Linked DNA regions of Homo sapiens: region 2 is linked to region 1. Evidence: chromatin loops called from intact Hi-C (ENCODE). Cell type or tissue: ascending aorta. All regions are shown on one strand. Region 1 overlaps NPAS2 (neuronal PAS domain protein 2). Region 2 overlaps NPAS2 (neuronal PAS domain protein 2).

Evidence for each region. Hi-C counts contacts between places; a loop is a spot of excess contacts. Peaks named below come from ENCODE experiments on the same cell type or tissue, not always from the same donor. Only the 100,000 strongest peaks of a DNase experiment are listed, where the experiment ranks them.
Region 2: it touches region 1 in a loop (2.1-fold over the local background); 3 of 110 quality-filtered maps call a loop at or near these places.

Annotation. Positions count from the first base shown.
Region 1 is chr2:100,920,760-100,928,759 of GRCh38, forward strand. It overlaps NPAS2 (neuronal PAS domain protein 2), which reads left to right. Exons shown (of 21, transcript NM_002518.4): 3 at 4,387-4,535. Among named protein-coding and RNA genes, the nearest start is that of NPAS2-AS1, 52 kb to the right of the region's middle. RefSeq lists enhancers at 888-1,182, 4,190-4,259 and a silencer at 888-1,182. In ascending aorta, no CTCF peak of the experiment used is centred here; a DNase peak (open chromatin) is centred at 4,122; H3K4me3 peaks cover 1,147 bases; H3K27ac peaks cover 2,532 bases.
Region 2 is chr2:100,873,783-100,881,782 of GRCh38, forward strand. All of the region lies in intron 1 of NPAS2 (neuronal PAS domain protein 2), which reads left to right. Among named protein-coding and RNA genes, the nearest start is that of NPAS2, 58 kb to the left of the region's middle. In ascending aorta, no CTCF peak of the experiment used is centred here; a DNase peak (open chromatin) is centred at 4,409; H3K4me3 peaks cover 888 bases; H3K27ac peaks cover 3,574 bases.

The DNA.
Region 1 (8,000 bases):
ACACATGGCACTTGTGCGTACGTGTTCTTGGCCAAGCGAAGGGGCAGGGAAGCACAATCCTGCTCTCTCCAGAAGACAAACTGGAAATATTTGGTGAACAGCAATCCTAACACCACAGGTGACCACGACAGTGGGAAAGGCCACTCCTCCTAGGAGCTGAAGCGAAGGTCGCAGTCTTCCCTTGATTTCCCGCAGTACCCTTCCCCAACGGGGAACACAAACACCAGCCTCCTGTTAGTGTGTGGCACTGTTTCTCTGCACGGTGTGCTTAGTTTTTGTGCTATAAACTCAAGCAGCCAGAATTAGTCACTCTCAGTTCTGTGTTCCCAGAACACTGGGTCCGTAGGTCCATAACAGATCCCGCCACAGTGATTTGGAGGGAGCTGTAGGAAGTGGCAGGAGGGTGCACGGCCTCACAGCGTGGGCACTGGAGCCAGCCTGTGGCACCACTTCCCAGACCTGTGATGGTGGTGAGTTACACAGCCTCTCAGTGCCTCGCTCCTTCCCCTTGGAATGGAAATGCAATAGTACCTGCCTTAAAGGGTTGCCATGAGAATTGAAGGAATGAATGGATGTAAAGCTCTTAACATGGTGCCCGTTACATACATAGTAAGTGCCCAGCAAATATTCCTTGTGTAACCAGACCCAAACTCCCCAAGATGCCCGATGATGGACGCTTCAGAACCAGATAACTTGGGGTTTTTGAGCCCCACATTCAAAAATCAATATCCATGTATATTTAAAACACACACATACCTTCCCTTCCTCCCTCCCTTGGTCTCTCTCTTACTCTCTCTTTCTTAAACTCAATAAGATGATGACAAACAGCCCAACTGGAAAATAGGCAGAAGATTTGAACAAACGCCTCACAAAATAAGATACATAAATGGCCATTAAGCATGTAAAAAGATGTTCGACATTACTAGTCACTAGGAAAATGCAAATCCAAGCCGCAGTAAGGTAACATTTCAACGGCTAAACATTTCAATGCACTGTATGTCAGTGCAGCCGTGTCTTATCAGGTTAAACATACGCTTAGCAGATGACCCAGCAATTCCATGCCTCTGTATTCACCCAAGAGAAATGAATGCCTATATCTACACACAGATCTGTACATGAGTGTTCAGAACGGCATTATTCTTATTACCCCTGAACTGGAAATGAACCAGATGTTGTGGCATATTCATACACAGGAATGCTAGTCATCAGGAAAAAGGAATGGGGTGTTAATATGTGCAGCAACATGATGCAACTCAAAAATGTCATGCTAAATCAAAAAGACTGTATACTCTGATTCCAGGTCTGTTAAATTCTAGACCAGGTGAAACTACACTACCAGCAGATCAGTGGTTGGTTGCCTGTGGCTATGGCTGGGGGTGGGCGGATCAATCACAAAGACACAGGAGAAACCTCTTTAGGATGAAGGAACTGTTGTTTATCTTGATTTTGGTGGTAGTTACCCAACTAATACACCAAACTATGCACTAAAATGGATGAATTTTATTGAATTTAAAAAATGCCTTATAACTCCAAAGCCTGGCCAGGCATGGTGGCTCATGCCTGTAATCCCAGCACATTTGTGGAGGCCGAGGCTGGTGGATCACCTGAGGTCAGGAGTTCGAGACCAGCCTGGTCAACATGGTGAAACCCTGTCTCTCCTAAAAAATACAAAAATTAGCCGGGTGTGGTGGTGCATGCCTGTAATCCCAGCTTCTTGGGACGCTGAGGCAGGAGAATCCCTTGAACCCGGGAGGTGGAGGTTGTAGTGAGCTGAGATCGCGTCACTGCACTCCAGCCTGGGCAACAAGAGTGAGACTCTGTCTCAAAAACAAAAACCCAAAGCCTGGTTGTTGGGGTTGTTGGAGTGTCTTTCAAAACCTTCGTCCCAGTGTCTGTGTGTGGTGGTCTCGGGGCCTGCCGAGAGGACCTTCTTTTTGGAAATAAGGTCATTCCAGGCTCATTTTCTTTCTCTTGCCTGATAGCAGTGGAACCAGCTGACAGCGACCAGTTTCCAGTGGACACCACAGTGTGTCCCAGCCGGAGGCGGATGGAAACAAGCTTGTGTCTCTGTCACTAACGATAGGAGCCTTCGTCGGAGTTGCTACCAGGCCATGTTGGTCGTCATTACACCCATTGAAGACGAGAACAGAGCAGTAATGAGCTGGGTGTTATCAGCTCACAAATAATTTATAATGGGCAAACTAGGACAGGAACAGAGCTTTTTTTGGCTAAGGAGGTTGCATGTCACTCTTTAAAATCTAGGCCAAAAAATTATTTATAATGCATAGACATTCACTCTGAAAGTTAAAGGATTCCTTTCTTCTCTCCCATGTGTTTGAACATGGTCTTTTAGCCTGGACTAGCAACAAGACTCCGCAACATCTTGCTGCCACGCCTGCAGTTAGTGTGTGATGTGAGAGAGTGCAGGTAAAGAGAGTGGCTCGGCGAGGGACAGGGCCTTTGTAGAAGGCCAAGAACAGACAGGGAGGAGGGGAGAGGCAGGAAAAGACCCCTAGGTAAAGGGTAGTGACCACACACGTTAGCTGAGCTTTGAAGAATTGCCCAAATGTTATCAGGAAACAGCCTAAACTGAGATAGGACCGGTAAAAGATGGGTTGTGAACATGTGTGTTGAAATAAAGGCAGGTTGTGTGCAATTAGGCAGGGGCAAACTGAGTGGTTATGGTCCTCGTGATGTCTAGGGAAAGGGTTTTGGAAATACGTCCTTTTGTGTCCAAGGGCTGTTTATTGATACTGTTACCTATAGATACTTACACCTGCTCCAAGGGAGGTGAATCAGAATCCAGCAGCACACTCTGTCCTGACCACACATTGGCCAGGAGCCTCCTGGTGAAGGATTTGCTCCCCTGAGAACCATGACCCCGGGCCCAAGGTGCCTGGAAAAGCAGCAATGTTTTATGGGCCTGGCCTCTGGGGCCCCTGTTCTCTCTCAGAGAGTTGACTTCTGGAACAAGTCTGTCTTCAGTGAACTGGGGAGGAGTGAGCCAGCTTTCTCAGCCCTGGATCACCTTCAAATACGTGGATTGTTGATGAAGGGCCTGTGGCGTGTCATTGAAGATGGAGGCCCCTCGAGTAGCACTGCTTCCGGACTTTTCAGGAGGGCTTTTTGCATCACGTGTTCCTTGTTCGTTGTTAATTAGAGCATTCCTGAGAGCCACGATTCCCTACTCAAGTTCCTGAGGATCTCAGGGTCCTCAGAGGTGCTTGGGTGGCTTGGGGGAGGCCCCTCCTCTCTAACCAAGCAGCTTCCCTTTGATCTCTCCTATAAGTGTGCAGCACAGGGTGTCACTTATTTAAAATAGACTTTATTTTTTGGAGCATTTTTAGGCTCACAGACAAACTGAGTGAAAGACACAGAGCGTTCCCATATCCCCCTGAGCCCTCCCTAGACACACTCAGCCTCCCCCATTATCAGCATCCCCCACCAGAGTGGTGCATTAGTTATAGCTGATAAGCTTACACTGATACATTGTTACCATTCAGAGTTAACATCAAGGCACACTCTTGTGTTGTACATTCTCCAAGTCTAGACAAATGTGTTGACACACATCCACCAGTATGGTGTCATACAGAGTGGATTCACTGCCCTAAAAATCCTCTGTTCATCCCTCCTAACCCCTAGCAACCACTGATCTTTGTGCTGTCTCTGTAGTTTTGCATTTTCCAGAATGTCATATACTTGCTATCATACAGTGTGTAGCTTTTTCAGACTGGCTTCTCCAACTTAGTAATATGTGTTTAACTTTCCTCCATGTCATTTTAAAAAGTGTTCGTCTGCTCTTAGCAGCTTGACAGCCATGGTGCAGTACCTGTCATACCTCTGCCCTGGGTCTGTACAGCCCTGGCTGTTGTAGGCAGGGTGTGTCTTGCCTCCCCCAACAGGGCGATGAGCTCTTTGGAGCAGGGGCCAGGACATATGCACTGGTGGCACACGGGATACCTGGCCACCCCGTGGGCCCTGGAACCAGGCTGGGTGTTCTGGATTGAAGGGGACTTGGTTTGAGTCTTAGGAAGGGCTCTCCGAGCACAGCCATCTCAGTCAGCAGTGTGTCCTTTGCTCTCTGAAAGTGAAAGCTCTATGAGATCCGAATGAGCAGCATCCGGCCTCAGAGCTAATCTGTCAGATTTTGCGTCTGAGTCAGAACTTACTGGTTATTAATGCTGTCTGTCTTTGTGGCCAAGAGTCTAGCAAAACATTTTCTATCCTCCTGCCTTGGAAATGTGGCCAGCGTGACCTTCCTGAAAGAGTTTTTTGATAAGATAGATGATCACAATAGAATGTGCTCTAATAGAAAGTGCTTTTGTTTCATCACAAAGCCTTTGTGACGTGGAATGTTCCAGTAACCTGCTCGTTTTGTGTTTACAGAGCTTCTCGAAACAAGTCTGAGAAGAAGCGTCGGGACCAGTTCAATGTTCTCATCAAAGAGCTCAGTTCCATGCTCCCTGGCAACACGCGGAAAATGGACAAAACCACCGTGTTGGAAAAGGTCATCGGATTTTTGCAGAAACACAATGGTAAAGGTCACCCTTCTCTCTGTTTTTTTTCCACCCTGCCCCGTCCATGTGGTGATGACTTCACCAATCTGGGCTGCCTGGTTGGTTTTGTCTCCCCAGCCAGGCCCAGCCTTACCGGTCGAGGGCTTCCCATTGTAAAGACACTCCACCCTCTATCAGCCCGTCTCTGGCTGGGTGGGGAGAGGGCACACACCTCCCAATTGCATTATAAGCCAGACGAGAGAATCCAAAACAACCTCACAGGTAGCACCCAGCCGAAGCAGCGTGGCATTCACAGTGACAACATCTTGATCAAAAATCCCTGGAACAAGTGTCTTTTATTCAATGCTGAACAGATGCAGTGGCTGAATACTCACTTCCTGTGGGATCAGACTATGTGGGCCTTTTCATCCCTCTCTGCCACTGCCCTCGAACTCTTTGGTCTTTTGCGCTACATCATGAAAAAATACATTGAAAAGAATTTATTTTCTTAATGTCACATTCATTCTGTTTTTATTGAGATATAATGTTTATACCATAAAATTCACCATTTTAAAGTGTAGAGTGCAGTGGTCTTCAGTATATTCACAAGGTGGTGTAACCATCACCACTCTCTAATTTCATCATGCCAAAAAAGAAACCCTGTATCCATTAGCCATCATTTCCCATTCTTCCCCCTCCCTCCAGATCCTGGCAACCACGAATCTGTTTTCTGTCTCCATCAATTCCCCTATTCTAGGCATTTTATACAAGTAGAATCATACGGTATGTGGTCTTTTTGTATCTGGCTTCTTTCACGTAGCATCTGTGTTTTAGCATGTGTGAGTACTTCATTCCGTTTCATGGACCAACAATATTCCATTGTATGGATATATTAATATCATATTTTGATTAACCATTCATCAGTTGATGGATATTTGGGTTGTTTACAATTTTTGGAAATTATGAATGATGCTGCTGTGAACATTCATGTACAAATTTTTGAGTTGATATATGTTTTCACTTCTTTTGTTTGTATTCCTAGGAGGGGAATTGCTGCATTAAATGGTAGTGTTTAGCTTTCTGAGGAACTGCCAAACTGTTTTCCAAGGTGGCTTGTACCTATTTATATTCCCAGCAGCAATGTATGAGGGTTCCAATTTCTCCACATCCTTGGCAACACTTATTACTGTCTTCTTTTATTATGACTATTATTAATATAATCTCCCTAGTGGGTATGAAGTGATATCTTATGTGACTTTGATTTGAATTTCCCAATAACTGATCATGTTTTCCTTTTCGTGATCTTTTCATGTACTTATTGGCTATTTGTGTATCTTCTTTGGAGAGATGTCCAAATCCATGGCCCCTTTTTAAATCATTGATTTTTCTTTTTATGCTGGAGTGGTAAGAGTTCTCCATGTATTCTAGATACTAGACCCTTATCTGGTATAGAATTCGAAAATATCTTCCCCCATTCTGTGGATTGTCTTTTTACTTTTCAAGTGATACTCTTTGACACACGAAGGTTTTAAATTTTAATCAGTTAATGTCAAATTTATTTTTTTCTTTTGACTACTTGTGCTTGAGGCATTCTATCTAAGAAATCATTGCCTAATCTAAGGTAATGAAGATTTATATCTATGTTTTCTTCTAAAAGGTTTATAACCTTTTTTCTTTTTTTCTTTCTTTTTTTTTTTTTTTTTGAGACAGTCTTGTTCTGTCACCAAGACTGGAGTGCAGCGGCGTGATCTAGGCTCACTGCAAGCTCCGCCTCCAGGGTTCACACCATTCTCCTGCCTCAGCCTCCTGAGTAGCTGGGACTAGAGGTGCCACCACACCCGGCTAATTTTTTCTATTTTTAGTAGAGAAGGGGTTTCACCATGTTAGCCAGGATAGTCTCAATCTCCTGACCTCGTGATTCACCCGCCCCGGCCTCCCAAAGTGCTGGGATTGCAGGTGTGAGCCACCACGCCCAGCCTAAAAGGTTTATAATTTTAAACTGTAGGTTAAGCATAGATATTTGATCCATTTTGTGTTCGTTTTTGTAGATGTCGTAAGGTGGGCTATGAAAATTCATCCTTTTGCATGTGGATTTCCAGTTATCCTGGCACTCCATTCTTTTTCTAACTTTGTAATACTTTATAAAAGTAACACATACAGAGAATATACAAATCATAACTGTACAGTTGAATTAATTATCACAAAGCAGACACAGCCAGGGAACCAACGACCCAGGTCAAGAAATAGAAGCTCCTTCCTGTCTTCCTCTGCTTTCCCAAAAGAAGGAACCTCTGTGCTGACTTCTAACCCCATAGGTTGCTTTTGCCTGTTGGAACCTTATTCAGATGGAACCATGAATTATACACATGATGTTTATGAGATTCCTCCCATTCTTCCCATGCTATTGCTAGTTCCCTTTCATTAGTGTATAGTATTCCATCACACGATCACCTGCATATGCCACTTGAACTCATCCTTGAGCTCACATCTTTCTCAAATCATTCTCTCTCCCTTTTCCTCTCCTTCAAACACTTTTACCTGTTAGTGTGTGGTCACACCTACCCTGCCAGTCACCCAGGATGTTACAAAAAGTCACAGAATAGTTAAGAGGGCTCAGAACCTATTAGCAAGCAGGAAGAGCAGAATTCTTTTTTCTTTAATCATGACACCAAACATAATAAGTCAGAAATGTCAGAATTAGTGAGGAAATAATTACAGTTCTTCCATGCAGGCAGTGATGTGTCTCTTCCACTGAACATTTTCCTAGACAAGATGATTTCATAAAAGAGGGTGCGGCTGGGACATCAGAAAGTTTCATTATACTTCTTAGTCTTTTATTATTTCTTTGATGATCATATATACCTATTAAAAATGTGACAGTGATGATATATCCTCATATTATTTTTTCCAAAGCTGCCCAGGAGAGAGTAAAGAACATGTTAATTGCTTTTGTTAAAAGTCAGGAAAGACCAATCAAGCAGGATTGGAACGAAGTGTTACAGCAGTATTTGATTGCCCTGATAATTTAATCAAATGGTTATATTTCCTAAATAATGATTTAGCCAAGTGAAATAGCAGGTTGGTTTGATTGCCAAGATATTTTGTGCAAATTACTCAAACTAGGTCATTGCCACCGAGAAGCAGGACAGCTGTTAAATAGGACAGCTGGGATCAAGTTCATCAGCCTGACATTTATGCCGGGCTCTGTCCACTGTGGAATTACAGAATTGTCAAATCTGGGCCCTGGAAAGGATAAGTCAGCAGAAATGCAGCCTCCAAATACCGGGAGAGCCTGCTTCAGCTCGCCTTTTTCATAAGATGAAGGCCTACTCCGCACAACCTGCTTAAACACAATGAGGATCATGCCAGGATCTCACTCATCTCTGTGATTTCATATTCAAAATAAAGCAGAAAATTCATGGTACGTTTTTTGGGGAAGTAGAGTTGTTGGAGCAAAACTTGGATTAAAGCAAAAAACAAAGCAATCACTTTCCTTTACTTGCA
Region 2 (8,000 bases), 47 kb before region 1:
ACAAGTAAGCTCCAAAATCCCAACCGCTATCATACCTGAGCATCATACCTGCCCTGTTCCTCCCCATCATAACTGTCTGTAGCTTTAAAGGCTTAAAGACAGAAATGTCTTCCCATTTTGGTCAACCTGAAAAATAAGAGGGGCTTCTAGAAGCCTTTGTTCAGCTGGCAGTTTTATATATAACCAACTCTTTTTTTTGTTTTTTGTTTTTTTTTGAGATGGAGTCTTGCTCTTGTTGCCCAGGCTGGAGTGCAGTGGCGTGATCTCGGCTCACTGCAGCCTTCACCACCTGGGTTCGAGCCTTCTGTGTAGCTGCCTCAGCCTTCTGAGTAGTTGGGACTACAGGTGCATGCCACCACACCTGGCTAATTTTTTTATCTTTAGTAAAGACAGGGTTTTACCATGTTGGCCAGGCTGGTCTCAAACTCATGACCTCAAGCAATCCGCCTGCCTCGGCCTCCCAAAGTATATATAACCAACTCTTAATTGTTGAGCAAGTAGAGGAAAGTAATGGAGTACAACCCACATGATGGAGCAGAACAACGATTGGTCATGTTTGATTTTGCCATATGCGGAGCACCCCACATTGCCTTGTACAAGGTGGAGGCATAGTCTCTGCTTTACCCAAGAAGCTGAGAATTCTCATATAGCAACTACCACTTAAAAAGATAAAAATGGGCTGGGCACGGTGGCTCATGCCTGTAATCCTAGCACTTTGGGAGGCTGAGGAGGACAGATCACTTGAGGTCAGGAGTTCGAGACCAGCCTGACCAGCATGGTGAAACCCTGTCTCTACTAAAAATACAAAAATTAGCCAGGTGTGGTGGCGCACACCTGTAATCCCAGCTACTCAGGAGGCTGGGGCAGGAGAACCACTTGAACCCGGGAGGCGGAGGTTGCAGTGAGCTGAGATCACACCATTGCACTCCAGCCTGGGGGACAGGAGTGAAACTCCATCTCAAAAAAAAAGATAAAAATGAAGTAAACATCAGTTTTCTGCAAGCGTTCTCACAGCCCTGCAAAATGTGGCCAAGGCAGAGAATGCCCAGAACCCGGGGCCGTTTCCTCCAGGCTGTCTCCTATCCTAGAATTCCAGGGGCTCTCATGCCAGGCCCCACACCAAGGACCCAAGGAGACGGATGGGCCCCGGTGACTGTGGTGGGCCTCATGCTGGATCATTTGTCTATTAAGTTTCTATTTATTGAAAATGAATGTGGAATCCAAGACATACAACAGGTTGATATTTTTATCATTTTTAGGATGAAAAGCTTAAGCCCATGTGCTCTATCCATACAATACAGTGGAATATTACTCAGCCTTGAAAAGGAAGGAAATTCTGACGCATGCTACAACATGGATGAACCTTATGGGCGTTATGCTAAGTGACATAAGCCAGTCACAGAAGGACAAATGCTGCATGATTCCACCTACCTGAGTCACTTAGAGTTGTCAGATTCCTAGATACAAAAAGCAGAATGGTGGTTGCCAAACGCTGGGGAAAGCAGGCAATGGGGAGTTAGTGTTTAGTGGGTGCAGTTTCTGTCTGATGGTTGCACAATAGTGCAAATGGACTTAATGCCATTGAACTGTACATTTAAAGACAGTTAAAATGGTAAATTTTTAATTATATGTATTTTACCACAATTTTTAAAAATAAAATTTTTAAAAATTAAAAGCTTACACACACACACACACACACACACACACACACACACACACACACAGCATGTAGGGATCACACAGATGTGAGCATGATGCCCCAGTGTTGGCATGAGACAGTCGCTTTCCTTAGCTGGTTCCTACACAGCGCGGCTCCTGGACGCGCAGCTTGTCGAGGCTTGAAAGGCGCGGGCAGGGCTGCCTCCCCTTAGCTTTGTAGACCGAAGGTCGTTTACTTTGGCATTTTTAACAAAGATTTAAAGTTTCTGGAATTTGCCAGCCTGCTTGGTCCCGAGGCCCAGATTAAGCAGCATGCACTTTTTTCCTTAAACGCAGAACAATGGCAGACGGCATGAAAGCTTTCCCAGGGTTATTTTTCCCTTGAAGTAACAAAAGGGGAGACGGATGAGGAAAAAACACCCACATGGAATCAAATACCGCAGAAAGCAAACTTCAAGCCACGTGATATTAGCACAGAAGGGAAATGGGAGGATGGGTTAAAACCGTGTGAAGTGCTCAGAGTTCTGAAGTGAGGGCTCTTAAGCTATTTTTAGCCTCAAAAATGCTATAAATCCTGTTATCCCATTACACTCCAGTGGATCGAATTATTTGCTTTTCTCTACCTTTACCACTCTAATTTTTTTTTGTTTGAGTAAATGAGAGCAGGCCTTCTCAGAGGCAGCTGACATCAGACAGAGACTTCCTTTGCGGCCTCTCTGGTTCTGTTCCTCTCTTCCCCGTAGCTGGTATTTGTAGTGACACCTGGGAGCCACAGATTTGCTTAGCAACCTTTCTCCAGGGTGAACAGGGTATTCACAACTCCTGAACCAAGGCGTGTGGCTGGTATCATTTTGTGGGGCCAGAACGCATTGCGTGGAGAAATTCAGTGATGACCTGGTCCCCACGCCTGCTGCTCAGGGCCCCATCACCCTCGTGACTGTCAGTGGTGCTGCTTCCCACGTCTCCTAAGAGGGCTTCAGGAGAACGTAGAACGAGGTATCTGTCTCTTCCTTTCGGACCTGGCCTTTCCATTTGGCCATATGTCAGAATTTCCAGCTGCCCTAGGGGCCCAGGAATCTGTATTTTAGTTGCTTTCCAAATAATTCTGCTGCCCAGCTGTATTTGGAGACTATAGCCTTAAATCAGTGATTCCCCGTCAGTGGTGACTCATGAAGAGCTTAGATGTGGGCCTGGTGTGTGGTTGGTGGCAAGGGGAGTCTTTCAGATCCCTTCTGCTTGTTGCTGTTGGTGGCAGGAGCGTGCATGTTATGGTGGCTCAGGCCTAATCCCATCTGTTTGGGCATCTCGCCTGTCTGGAAAACAGGTCCCGGAGCCATGCACACCAAGCTCCTAGGGAAGGCAGAGAGCACTCCCCGACTCTTAACAAAGACATGTGGAGGTGGACGTCTGCCCTTAAGCACTCAGGGTTCAAGAAATGCTGCAAAGAACAAGAGCTGCAGCCACCAGGAGATGCAGGTGACTCCCATGGACCAGAAAAAGGACAGAAACATGACAGAAAACTGGTAGAAGAACCAAAGAGGTTTGGCATTTCACAGGGCACCTGACTCTGGAGCCCACAGTCACCCTCCTCGGGGCCCTCTCCATCAACGTCATGGATCAAGTTCCTCCTGATGACCAAGCCACCAAAGAGAGCTGATGGTTATGTTCAGTTGACTCTGCTGAGGCAGTCAGGGCAGTGTGATCTCCTCCTGGGAATTGCTGTATTTGAAATGATTGAAATAGGCTGGGCGCAGTGGCTTATGCCTGTAATCCCAGCACTTGGGAGGCTGAGGCAGGCGGATCACGAGGTCAGGAGATCAAGACCATCCTGGCTAACACAGTGAAACCCCGCCTCTACTAAAAATACAAAAAAATTAGCCAGGCGTGGTGGCAGGTGCCTGTAGTCCCAGCTACTCTGGAGGCTGAGGCAGAAGAATGGCATGAACCTGGGAGGCGGAGCTTGCAGTGAGCCGAGATCGCGCCACTAGAGTGAGACTCCGTCTCAAAAAAAAAAAAAAAAAAAAAAGAAATGGTTGAAATAAGAGAGCTTTCTGGAAGAGTTGCTTCTAAAGATTGTTTTTCTTTACAGTTGGAGCCATGCAAGCATTGGCCAAGCAGCCTTCAGCCTCCCCTCCCCTCAGGTGGGCTCACAGCCCCAAGGGTTTTCACGGGGGACCTTGTCACTTGAGAGTATCCTGTGAGTGTCATAGCACCCATTTTACACAGCACCATGTGCATTTTCTGATATGTTTTTGCACCCTGTGATTACTGTTCCAACCTTCATTGGTCAATTGAATATGGCGTGACTCATCACCGAAGCAGCTTGGCTTGGCATCCCTCTTAGGGAACCCCATCATTTGGCTCAAGTGCAGCCGTGTCTTCAGCCGGTGCATCCTTTTTATTTCATTTCACATACTGCCTTGTAAGAATGCCAAGGACCTTCTCTTGTACAATACCAGGGACCAAGTAAAATGAAATTATCAAACAGTAAACATGGCTGAAACACTACATAAAAAGTGCTGGAAACTTATAGTCTGGGGCCTGCAGAATTTATCAGTTACGTGTGGTATAGCTAATACCAGAGTGCTGTTCTTTGTAGGCCCCGTGGACCTGCCGTGATTGCAAAAAGTGGTGACGAGTCAGCATTCCCCTATGTCCACGGAAGGTTGTTTGGCAGCAGCTGAGACAAGCAGCCTGTGACAGAAGACAGCCTCCAGGGACCAGGTCAGTGCGTGTGGCCGTGCAAGGAGCAGTGGCCCTGGCTCCAGATGCTAGGGAAAGCTGGGCAGAAGGCAAAAAAATATAGAGGACTGTCCGAGGAGCTCGGGAGGGAGCCAGGAGTGAGGCAAGCAGCATTCCCTGACATTTCTGCCTAAGCAAGGGCTCTGCAGGCCAGGAGGAGACTGTCACCCACAACGGAATGTCCTTCTTTGGAAGCAGCTGAGGACCTGGAAAACCAGCAGTTCCTCTTTCCAGCGTTGGACAAGGACATGAGAAAGACCCACAGCAACAAGCTGGAGAATAGCTCCCTCTGTGACATTGAAGCAAGAAGAAAAGGCATGGAGAGATTTGGCTACTTTGTTTGTTCTTCTAAAGGAACACCTGGTTTTAACCGTCAACTGAAATGGCCGTGTGTGGTACATTAAGTTCAGTAAGAATATACACTTTCAGCTATCTGCTAACAGAATCAAGGTAACTTTGCGGTTTTGTTTCAAAAAAAGTTTTCTAATTTTGGTGGCATTGATTTTGTAGATTCTCACTGATACCCAACTATAAGGGAGAGATGTTTACTTGTTTGAAATTCATCTGAGTCCAAATAATATAACCTGGGTTTTAAACGTTCACCGCTAATTTTTTTAAAGACACTGTAAATTATTTAAAAGAAAATGCCTTCTGGCCAGGCACGGTGGTTCATGCCTGTAATCCCAGCACTTTGGGAGGCTGAGGCGGGTGGATCACTTGAGGTCAGGAGTTCAAGACCAGCCTCGCCAACATGGTGAAACCCCCATCTCTACTAAAAATACAAAAATTAGCCAGGCATGGTGGCATACAATGTAATCTCAGCTACTTGGTAGGCTGAGGCAGGAGAATCACTTGAACCTGGGAGGTTGCAGTGAGCGGAGATCGCACCACTGTGTTCCAGCCTGGGCGACAGAGCGAGACTCTGTCTCAAAAAAAAAGAAAAAAAAAAAAAGCCTTCTAAATATTTTCATGAAGGTGCAATAGATCTCCAGGGCACATGTTGCTAAACATGAATCATTTGCTTCATTGATAATTATATTTTAAGATAAATGTTATTGTATTTAGGGTTTACAACGTATTACGGGATATGTATAGACAGGAAACGGGTTACTATAGTGAAGCAAGTTAACATATCCATCATGTTACAGTTACTTTTTTGTGTGACAAGAGGAGCTAAAAATATACTTATTTAACAACAGTTCCTAATGCACTACAATGTTATTAACTACAATCCTCATGTTACTCTAGCCTTGCTGACCCCCCCTCACCTGCTACTTTGTATCCTTTGAACTCTACTTCCTCCTTTTCTCTCTCCCTTCCTTCCATCCGTCCCAAACCCCTGGTAACCACTATTTTCTTCTCTTATCTCTGTTTTTTTAATTCCGCATGTAAGTGAGATCATGCAGTATTTTTCTTTCTGTGTCTGACTTACTTTGCTTAGCATAATGTCCTCCAGGCCCGACCATGTTGTGGGAAATGGCAGGACCTCCTGATTCCCTTTTTAGAGACAGTGCTCACTGTGGCCAGGCCTTTCTTAATATCGTGCTTCACACTGGATATGGTGCTGTGTTCTTTGCAAAAGGATTTCACTTTTTTAGGTTAAAAAACAACCATCAACAAGGGACAAGATGTGTCCTAGCAGCCACTCAAGGAGAGAGGCTCCGAATCAGTGGTCAGGAGAGTCAGCTCTGGGGTTGGCCACTGGTGGCCTGCACGGCTGAGGGCTGGTCCCTCCACACAGGGACACCGGGCCCACTTCTGAAAACCACATTTCAGGGTGTCTTTGACAGTCAAGAAGTGGGGAGCAACTGAAGATATTTGGCCTGAAATGGGGGACCTCTGGGGGGGACAAGATCACTCTGCTCCAATATCTGAAGGCCAACTGCATCCCTCGGATGGCTTTAATTTAAAAGAATTCTTTTGAAATAGAAAATAACAAGTGTTGGTGAGCATATGGAGAGATTGGAACACTCATACATGGCTGGTAGGAATGTAAACTGGTGCAGCCGCTGTGGAAAACAGTTTGGTGGCTCCTCAAACCGTTAAAACATAGAATTACCATATGACCCAGCAGTTCCACTCCTTGGTCTATACCCAAGAGAAATGAAAACATATGTCCCTGCAGAAACTTATGTTAACTTATGAACAATGTTCACAGCAGCGTTATTCATAATAGCCAAAATATGGAAGCGACCCAAGCACCCATCAGTGGATGAATGAAGAAAATGTGGTACCATATGTATATATATAGGAATATTATTCAGTCTTAAAGAGGAAGCAAATTCTGAAATATGCCCGAATGTGGAGGGACCTCGAAAGCATTATGCTAAATGAAAGACGCCATGGCAAAAGGTTGTATAGTCCCTCTCTGTGAATATCCAGAAAAAGAAAATCCCTTGAGACAGGGAATTGGGGGAGGTGGGAGTGAGAGCATAGCTCAGTGGGTACAGGCTGTTTCTCTGAGGAAATAAGAAGGTTTTGAATCCAGAGAAAGGTGGTAGTTGCACAACATTATGAATGCAGTGAACACCACTGAATTGTACATTTTTAAATGGTTAATTCTATGTTATGTGAATTTTACCTCAATTTAAACAATAATCTGAGGGCTGTCATTCTGTGTGACCCCTGGACATATGGCAAGAGGAAATGAGTAGAAGCTCCAGGAGCACAGCAGGGAGGAGGGAGAGCAGTATTTTTGCTCAGCAGGAAAAACTGACTCATAAATACAACTAGTAGGAAATTGAAGAGGCCGCCCAAGAAAGCAGCAAGTGCAGGGGACTGTAGAGTGCCTGTCGGGTGCTGCACTCAACCCCGAGAGCAGCAGTTCTCACCCCGAGGACACGTGGGATTCACTTGGTGGCACAAGAAAGCCACACTTGGGCCCCACCCCAGGGATGCTGACGCTGTTGGCCTAAGGTGTGGACTGGGCATCCGGACAAAGGCCCCTGGTGTCTTAGCTTTAGGTGGAAACAGATGACCTTTTGTGTCCCTCCCATCCTACCTCGGCCCCAACAGGGATTTCTGTTTTAATGACTGTGGTGCCTGCGAGCCTAGGATCATCACTGTTCAGTGTGAGTGGTGTACCCACAGCATCCGCCTCACCTGGAAGCTGGCTGGGAATGCAGCGTCTCCCCTCCCCACCCCCGCCCAGTCAGAATCCATACTTTAGCAAGATCCCAGGGGACCTGTGTGCCCATCTGAGTTTCAGAAGTGCTGCTGGGCCGGGGCATGGGGGCTCACCCCTGTGCTCCCAGCACTTTGGGAGGCCAAGGCAGGCAGATCACTTGAGGCCAGGAGTTTGAGACCAGGCTGGCCAACGTGGCGAAACCCCATCTCTAGTAAAAATACAAAAATTAGTCAGGCGTGGTGGCAGGTGCCTGTAATCCCAGCTACTCGGAAGGCTGAGGCAGGAGAATCACTTGAACCCAGGAGGCGGAGGTTGCGGTGAGCTGAGATCACAGCACTGCACTCCAGCCTGGGCCACAGAGTGAGACTTCATCTCAAAAAAAAAAAAAGTGCTGCTGTCGATCTTTATTTACAAGACACTTCGAGGTGCTTTTCCTCATTTTATCTTCTGAACAATCGCTGGTTTGTTCAGC